Linked DNA regions of Homo sapiens: region 2 is linked to region 1. A link is an interaction called in ENCODE POLR2A ChIA-PET data of the cell type or tissue named here. Cell type or tissue: GM12878. All regions are shown on one strand.

Evidence for each region. ChIA-PET counts read pairs that join two places held together with the same protein. Peaks named below come from ENCODE experiments on the same cell type or tissue, not always from the same donor. Only the 100,000 strongest peaks of a DNase experiment are listed, where the experiment ranks them.
Region 2: POLR2A ChIA-PET joins it to region 1 with 6 read pairs; 4 of 35 experiments call an interaction of 5 or more read pairs at or near these places.

What each region holds. Positions count from the first base shown.
Region 1 is chr5:143,249,485-143,253,484 of GRCh38, forward strand. No RefSeq gene overlaps it. Among named protein-coding and RNA genes, the nearest start is that of ARHGAP26-IT1, 59 kb to the left of the region's middle. In GM12878, no CTCF peak of the experiment used is centred here; a DNase peak (open chromatin) is centred at 1,884; H3K27ac peaks cover 1,829 bases.
Region 2 is chr5:143,351,913-143,355,912 of GRCh38, forward strand. The region is part of intron 2 of NR3C1 (nuclear receptor subfamily 3 group C member 1); the gene reads right to left. Among named protein-coding and RNA genes, the nearest start is that of NR3C1, 50 kb to the right of the region's middle. RefSeq lists enhancers at 906-975, 2,186-2,265. In GM12878, no CTCF peak of the experiment used is centred here; a DNase peak (open chromatin) is centred at 2,373; H3K4me3 peaks cover 2,151 bases; H3K27ac peaks cover 1,732 bases.

The DNA of each region.
Region 1 (4,000 bases):
ACCCAACTATCTATAACCAGGAGCAGCAGAGCCTGGGTTACACATCCATTCACCCATAGGTGCATGCATGAGACTCATTCAACACACACTTATTAGCATCTACCAGGTTCCAGGCGATATGCTAACTCCTGGGGCTACAGAGTTATAATTAAGATAGACCCTCTTCCTGCTCTGTTAACACTCATGGTCCTGTAGAGAAGATAGTCATGAAAGGAATTATTTGCATTTGTAAAATGTGCACAAATAAAGAAATTAACAAAAATGAAAGATGTGAGAGCTGTGAAGGAGATATTCATGGTGCCATGAGAGTGTGGGGGGTGGGTCAGAGACTGCTCCAAAGGGGAGCTGCATTTCAGCTGTGACCTAAAGATGTCTCCATCCATGAAGAGGCTTATTGCTGAGGTGCCCTCTTCCCTTGGACCAGAAAAGTAGGACAAAAAACCATTCCTCTCACTGACCACTCCAGACTTAAACAATGAATGAGAAAATTCCCTGGCAAGACAGGTAGCTAGCCATGTCCTGCTGAAGAAGCCTAATAGAGGGACTTTCCTGGCCCAGGAATAGTTTGGAAGATTCTTTATAAATGACTAAAGGACTATTCACTGCAAGTTCTAGCTTTCCTGCCTCTTCTCTGGACGGGGAGTTAGAACACCTTGCCTCTACTTCATTGTTAAAAAAGAAAGCTTCTAGCTCATCAGGCGTATCTAATGCTTCCTACCTGGCAATGAGGGGCCTGCTGGCCTCCACCCCAACCAGGGCAAGGGCAGCTGTGGAGGGGATTTCTTTTTTAACTGTGCTCTTGAGCCTGGCCTTCCTTAGACCCTGTTTTGTACCAGCAATAATTAAGTAATTGATGTATTCCTAGTTTGAAGACACAAGCTCAGGCCTGGGACCCAGCATGTCTGGAGCTGAGCCCAGGCATCACCAGCTCAGTGACCCAGCAAGTATCACTCGGGCCTTCCTTACTGGATCCTATGACTGTGAAAATGTGGGAAAGGAACTTATCTGTGGTTCATGAACACTGAAGAGAGAACCACTGTCTTCATTTCACTCTAGCACCATATGAAGTTGATATAATGATCTCCATTTTACAGATGAGAAAACAGAAGCATGGAGTTTTTGCCCAGAGTCACAAAGTCTGTAACTGATAGAGCTCAGATTTGAACCTGTATCTTTCAGATACTGGACCTTGCTTATAAACAGGCATCTAAGGCCAGGTGGTCAACAGAAAATAGACCTTATAACACAGTACAGGACTTTCTTCCCTCTCCACCCTTTCCTTCTTGTCCCAGGTAACTTACTTCAGCAGTTCATTACCTAGCAAGACAAAAATAATGAATATGGGCAGAAATGGGGGAGGCTGGCCTTTCTGTTTGCTTTACAACTAACCAAGGGGAAGGGCAACTCTGGGGAAAGATGTTTTGGGGGGATGGGAAATACAGTGGGGATTTGATTGTTTCCCAGTCATCTAACTTTGTGACAGAGGAGGGGCAGGTTTAGAATCTTATCCCTCATCAACACATGTGAACCTGTAACTGCCGGTGGGCCCCTCTCTCAACTGTCTCAGGAGCAGTCCCTGTAGCTTCTCCATCACAAAAGCCCCTCTGGGAGGCCAGATCATAAGATGGTGTGTGCCAGTGTGAGGTGCCACCTGGCATTTGGTGAGGTTTCTACTTCTCCAACCCCACTACTCAGTTGTGTTTAAAACAAGGACCCAGGCAAGTGCCAGTATCTTTGCATAAAAATAGGCCAGTCCTTTGAAACTGATGGCAGTTGCCAAATTTTTGAGCATGAAAGCAGTAGATGAGAAAGTTCCCTACCCATACCCACATCCAGTGGATAGCAAAAGCCCTAGGAGCAGAAATGCGCCAGGCCCACAAAGGGTTTCTGTTGAGTCTTGGTCATCTGTTTCACAGGTTCCCAGGCACTATGCTTCTCATTCTTACTGCATTGTGGACAAGTGCAAGTTAGACCTTGGTCAAATATATTCCCTCCTTCGAGTTTCGGTTTCTCACTGATAAGATGAAGTGATTGAATTAGTCTGTCTGAGATCATATGGATTCAAAATCTAAAGTTCCTCTTCCTTCTACTGCATTTGTCAGACCAAGGCAGAGTTGGGGAATGGTAGGGACAGGGCGGGAGGAGAGAGTGGGAGCAGTGTGTCCTGGGCTGGCAGTAAGGAGGTGTGTTGTCTATACAGAATTTAAACAGATAAAATCAACTAAAGGCTGGTGTCCTTCTTATTACGAGCTGGTGATTCTAAACAAGGTTATGATAAAACACTCCTCCCTGCAGGGTGGACTGATGATGCAGGGTATAATGATGAGCATACCACCCTGCTCTTGGTATGCTACTTACTGATACTCTTTGGTTGCCAGTGAAAGAAACACAACTCAGAATGGCTTCAATGAAAAGGATTTTATTGGTCCACATAAGTGAAAAGACCAGACATAATTGTGCTCAGACAGGGCTGTTTGCAGGTGCTCCATGATATCCTCAGGGATCTCCCTCTCTTCATCTCTTAGCCTCAGCCTTTCCCCTGACTGTACTAGCATCGCTCCCAGCAGCTCCAGGCCTGCACCCTATCAGCTAAGCTACCTCAGTGAGTCTCACTGACCCAAAACTTTCAGCAAAAGTTTTGGGCTTTCCCCTGGACCAGCTCGAGTCTCATGACCGTCCCTGATTTAATGAGATGGAATATGCTGACTAATCTGCCTCCTCATAGAGCAGGTCATCACATATATACTAAGAATGGTTGGTGGTTGGGGGGGGGGTCATTTCTCCAAAGGAATATCGAGGTGGTATTGCTAGAAGAAGGGAGGATGGATGCTCAATCACCAAAGCAATACTGTCTATCATATTCCTGCCTCAAAGATGAGCTCAAATGATCTCCCTGGCTTGGAATCCTCCATCCACATTTTCCCGTTTCTTCCTTCCAGTGCTGAAGATCCCACCTCCTACTCCCATGAAGGCTTCCAGATTCCTGCCGCTTATCTTCAGTTCTTTTTCCTTTCAACTCCAAAGAATTGTCATGCATACCTGTCATTCTGATAGTTAACTATTAATAAGATCAACTGCTAGTTTGTTGTCCATTATGAAGTTAATACATGTCTATTTTAGGGAAAAATAGAGAAGTAAAAAGAAGAAACAAAAATATCATCTGTGGCCCCTCCATTACATGGAAACTAGAAAGAAGAAATTAAAACCACTAGGTTTCTTCTATGCATAATTTTTTTCTATTTTTAAAAGTATAACATAGGCCCTTTATATAACATATATATATATATATATATATATATATACATTTATGCATATACACAAATCAACTCAATGAATTTTTGCAAACTGAACACATCCATATCACCAGCACCTAGAATTAAGAAACATAACAGTATCAGCATTCCACAAGCCCCTCCTTCTTGCTCTTTCCAATCAATACCCCTCCTGTAGGGTAACCAACATCCTAATTTCTAACACCTTAGATTAGTCCTGCCTGCTTTTGAACTTTATATAAATCATACATTGAAAAAACATAGTTGAGATCATTGTTCACTGGGTTTTGTTGTTGTTGTTGTTGTTTTGTTTTGTTTTGTTTTGTTTTTTGAGACACAGTCTCAGTTGCCCAGGCTGGAGTGCAGTGGCACAATCTTGGGTCACTGCAACCGCCCGGTTCAAACAATTCTCCCACCTCAGCCACCCCAGTAGCTGGGATTACAGGCATGTGTCACCACACCTGGCAAGTTTTTATATTTTTAGTAGAGATAGGGTTTGGACATGTTGGCCAGGCTGGTCTCCTGGCCTCAAGTGATCCGTCTGCCTTGACCTCCCAAAGTGCTGGGATTACAGGCATGAGCCACCGTGCCCCGCCTGCTTGTTTTATTTAAAATGATGGTGTGAATCTTTTCTATTTTATTTATTTATTTATTGTTTAGGAGCAGAGGTTTAATAGGCAGAAGAGAAGAGAAACAGAAACGAGAAACAACTCTCTCTATAGAGAGCA
Region 2 (4,000 bases), 100 kb after region 1:
AGCCATTTTAGGCTTTCAGACCAATTTTAATCCAAACAGATGAGAGAGACCTATAACAAATTTAAGAGAAGATGTTCTAAAGATGACCTAATAATAGATGAAGAGAGTTTTGTTATATAATTTTAGGGGTAGCTTAATCCCTTCACAACATTCCTAGTCATTTAACTTTTCTGGGGTGGCTTTCTAATATTTTATACAATCACACACATGCACAAACACACACATGCATGCACACACAATGCGGTATGCTGATGACAAAATATGCTTAGCAAAAACTTTGTCCTTCTATAATTTGGTCTGCTTGTCTTGGTACTACATTGTAATATGGGGTAAGTGGTTGTAAAGTGATCCTAGGATTGATCATAAGAAGATTACTGTGTACTTTATAAATTCTATATCCCAAAGAAATAACAGCTATTAAAAGTATTCTTACTGAGATTGGTATAATGAGTTTTCATATTATGAACTGCAAGAATTGGCTATCTCAGACATATTTTCTTGGTTTATATCCTTCCCTAATTATAATTTATCATGTTCTTCAGTTAGAGAAAAACATTTTCATCCATATTACTGAACTCTCAACATATTCTACGTTTTTTTTATATGCTGGGTTTTTTACTTGCAAAATAATATTAATACAGGCATACCTCTGAGATATTTCAGGTTCGGTTCTAGACCACAATAAAGTGAATATTGCAACAAAGCAAGTCAGACGAATTTTTTGGTTTCCCACTACATATAAAAGTTATATTTATACTATACTGTAGTCTATTAAGTGTGCAATAGCATTGTGTCTTTAAAAATGTATTTACCTTAATCTTAAAATATTGCTTAAAAATGCTAACAATCATTTGAACTTTCAGTGAGTTGTAATCTTTTTCCTTGTGGAGGGTCTTGCTTCAGTGTTGATGCCTGCTGACTGATCAGAGAGGTGGTTGCTGAAGGTGGGGTGGCTGTGGCAATTTCTTAAAGTAGACAACAATGAAGTTTCACTTTTCTTTTCATAAAAGATTTCTTTGTAGCACGAGATGCTGTTTGATAGCATTTTACCCACAGTAGAAACTCTTTCAAAACTGGAATGAATCCACTCAAACCATGCTGCTGCTTTACCAATTAAGTTTATGTAATACTCTAAATCCTTTGTTGTTATTTCAACAAGGTTCACAGAATCTTCACCAGGAGTAGATTCCATCTCAAGAAAAAAATTTATTTGCTCATTTGTCCATAAGAAGCAACTCCTCATCCATTCACGTTTTCTCATGAGATTGCAGCAATTCCGTCACATTTTCGGGCTCCACTTCTAATTCTAGTTCTCTTGCTGTTTCTACCACATCTGCAGTGACTTCCTAAACTGAAGTGTTGAACCCCTCAAATTCATCTATAACTGTTGGAATCAACTTCTTTCAAACTGCTACTAATGTTGATCCTTTGACCTCCTCCTGCGAATCACAAATTCTTAATAGCATCTAGAATGGCCAATCCTTTTCAGAAGGTTTTTGATTTACTTTGCCCAGGTCCACCAGAGCAATCACTGTCTATAGCAGCTATAGCCTTACAAAATGTACTGATTTGAAACTTGAAATCACTCCCTGATTCATGGGCTACAAATGGATGATGTGTTGGCAGGCATGAGAACAACATCCATCTTGTTGTACAATTCCATTAGAGCTCTTGGGTGAGCCCAGGTGCACTGTCAATGAACAGCAATATTTTGAAAGTAATCATTTTTTTCTGAGCAGTTGAACAGGTCTTTACAGTGGCCTTAAAATATTCAGTGAAGCATACTATAAACAGATGTGCTGTCATCCAGGCTTTGTTGTTTCATTTCTAGAGTACAAGCAGAGTAGATTAAGCATAAGTCTTAAGGGTCTTCGGATTTTTGGAGTGGTAAATGAGACCTGGCTTCAACTTAAAGTCACCAACTACATTAGCCCCTAACAAGAATGTCAGCCTGTCCTCTGAAGCCAGACATTGACTCCTTTCTAGCTATGAAAGTCCTAGATGGCATCTTCTTCCAACAAAAGGCTTTTTCATCTACATGGAAAATCTATTATTTAGTAATCTTAGCTAGATCTTCTACATAACTTGCTGCAGTTTCTGTATCAGCACTTGCTGCTTCACCTTACACTTTTATGTTACAGCGCTGGCTTCTTTCCCTAAACCTCATCAACCGACCTCTGCTAGCTTCCAATTTTTCTTCTGCAGCTTTCTCACCTCTCACAGCCTTCATAGAATTGAAGAGAGTTAAGCTTTGGCTTAAAGGAATGTTGTGAATGGTTTGATCTTCTGTCCAGACCACTAAAACTTTCTTCGTATCAGCAAGAAGGCTGTTTCACTTTCTGATCATTCACATGTTTGCTGGAGTAGCACTAGTTATTTCCTTCAAGAGCTTTTCCTTTGCATTCACAATTTAGCTGTTTAGTACAAGAGTCCTTGCTTTTGGCCTGTCTTGGCTTTTGATGTGCCTTCCTCACTAAGTTTAGCCACTTCTAGCTTTTTATTTAAAGTGAGAGACATGCAACTCTTTCACTTCAACACTTAGAGGCCACTGTAGGGTTATTAATTAGCTTAATTTTAATATTATTGTCTCTCAGGGATTTGAGAGTCCCAGGAAGAGGGAGACAGACAGGGAATGGCCAGTTGGAAGAGCAGTCAGATCATGCGCAATATTTATCAATTAAGTACGGTGCCTTATACAGGTGAGGTTTATGGTGCCTGAAAACAATTAAAATAGTAACATCAGGCTGGCACGGTAATCCCAGCACTTTGGGAGGCCAAGGTGAGCGGATCACCTGAGGTCAGGAGTTCGAGACCAGCCTGGCCAACATGGGGAATCCCCATCTCTACTAAAAATACAAAAATTAGCCAGGCGTGGTGGCACACGCCTGTAGGCCCGGCTACTGGGGAGGCTGAGGCAGGAGGATTGCTTGAACCTGGGAGGCAGAGGTTGCTGTGAGCCAAGATTGAACCACTGCACTCCAGCCTGGGTGACAGAGCAAAAGTCCGTCTCAAAAAAAAAAAAAAAAAGAAAAAATCAAAGATCACTGATCACTGGTCGTAACAGATACAAAAATGATGAAAAAGTTTGATATATTGAGAGAATTACCAAAATGTGACACAGAGACACAAAATGAGCACAAGCTGTTGGAAAAATGGCACTGACAGACTCGCTTAATATAGGGTTGCCACAAACCTTCAATTTGTAAGTGAAACAAAACAAAATAAACACGCAATATTTGGGAAGTACAATAAAACAAGGTATGCTTATATCTAAATATGACAGAATACCCCTATAATGGCCACAGCTATTATGTTATCAATTGTTCTTAGAAGCAATACCAGAAACATTTGGAGGGCTTTACTAAAATTCAGATACCCAACCCCAAAATTCTAATTTAGGAAATCTGGTATACAGCCTTGGAATTTGCCAGGTGATTCTTACTTGATACTTAGCCACTTGGGCTGAGGTGGGAGGACAGTCTGAGCCCAGGAGTTCAAGAATACAGTGAGCTAGGATCATGCCACTGTGCTCCAGCCTGGGTGACAGAGCAAGACCCTGTCTTTAAAAAATAATAAATAAATAAATAAATACATCTAATGGGGGAAAAACTCCAAAACTCTTGGTTTCTAAATATCATATAACATTTTCCCCCCAAATAGTGATGGTCAGTAAATTAAATACATTGAAAGTAGGGCAGAGAAACTCCCAAATGTGATCCTAAATAAATCAACATAAGGAGCAAGCCAATTTGAGAAATTCCGTTTAACTATAAAACCACCCTTTAAAAACTTCTCATTATCATGTTAAAGGTATTCAGATTCAATGAAACAGTACTAATAACTTCCAGGCCATTCCTAAAAGATCTTATAAGCCCTAAAAGACCTTATGAAATACTTAATAATTAGTACAGTTGTGCCTTTAATGTTTAAAAGAGGCAGAGACAAACAAGTTAAAAGGCATTTTCCTAACCCTGACTGTGAGTCACAAGCTTGATGCTGC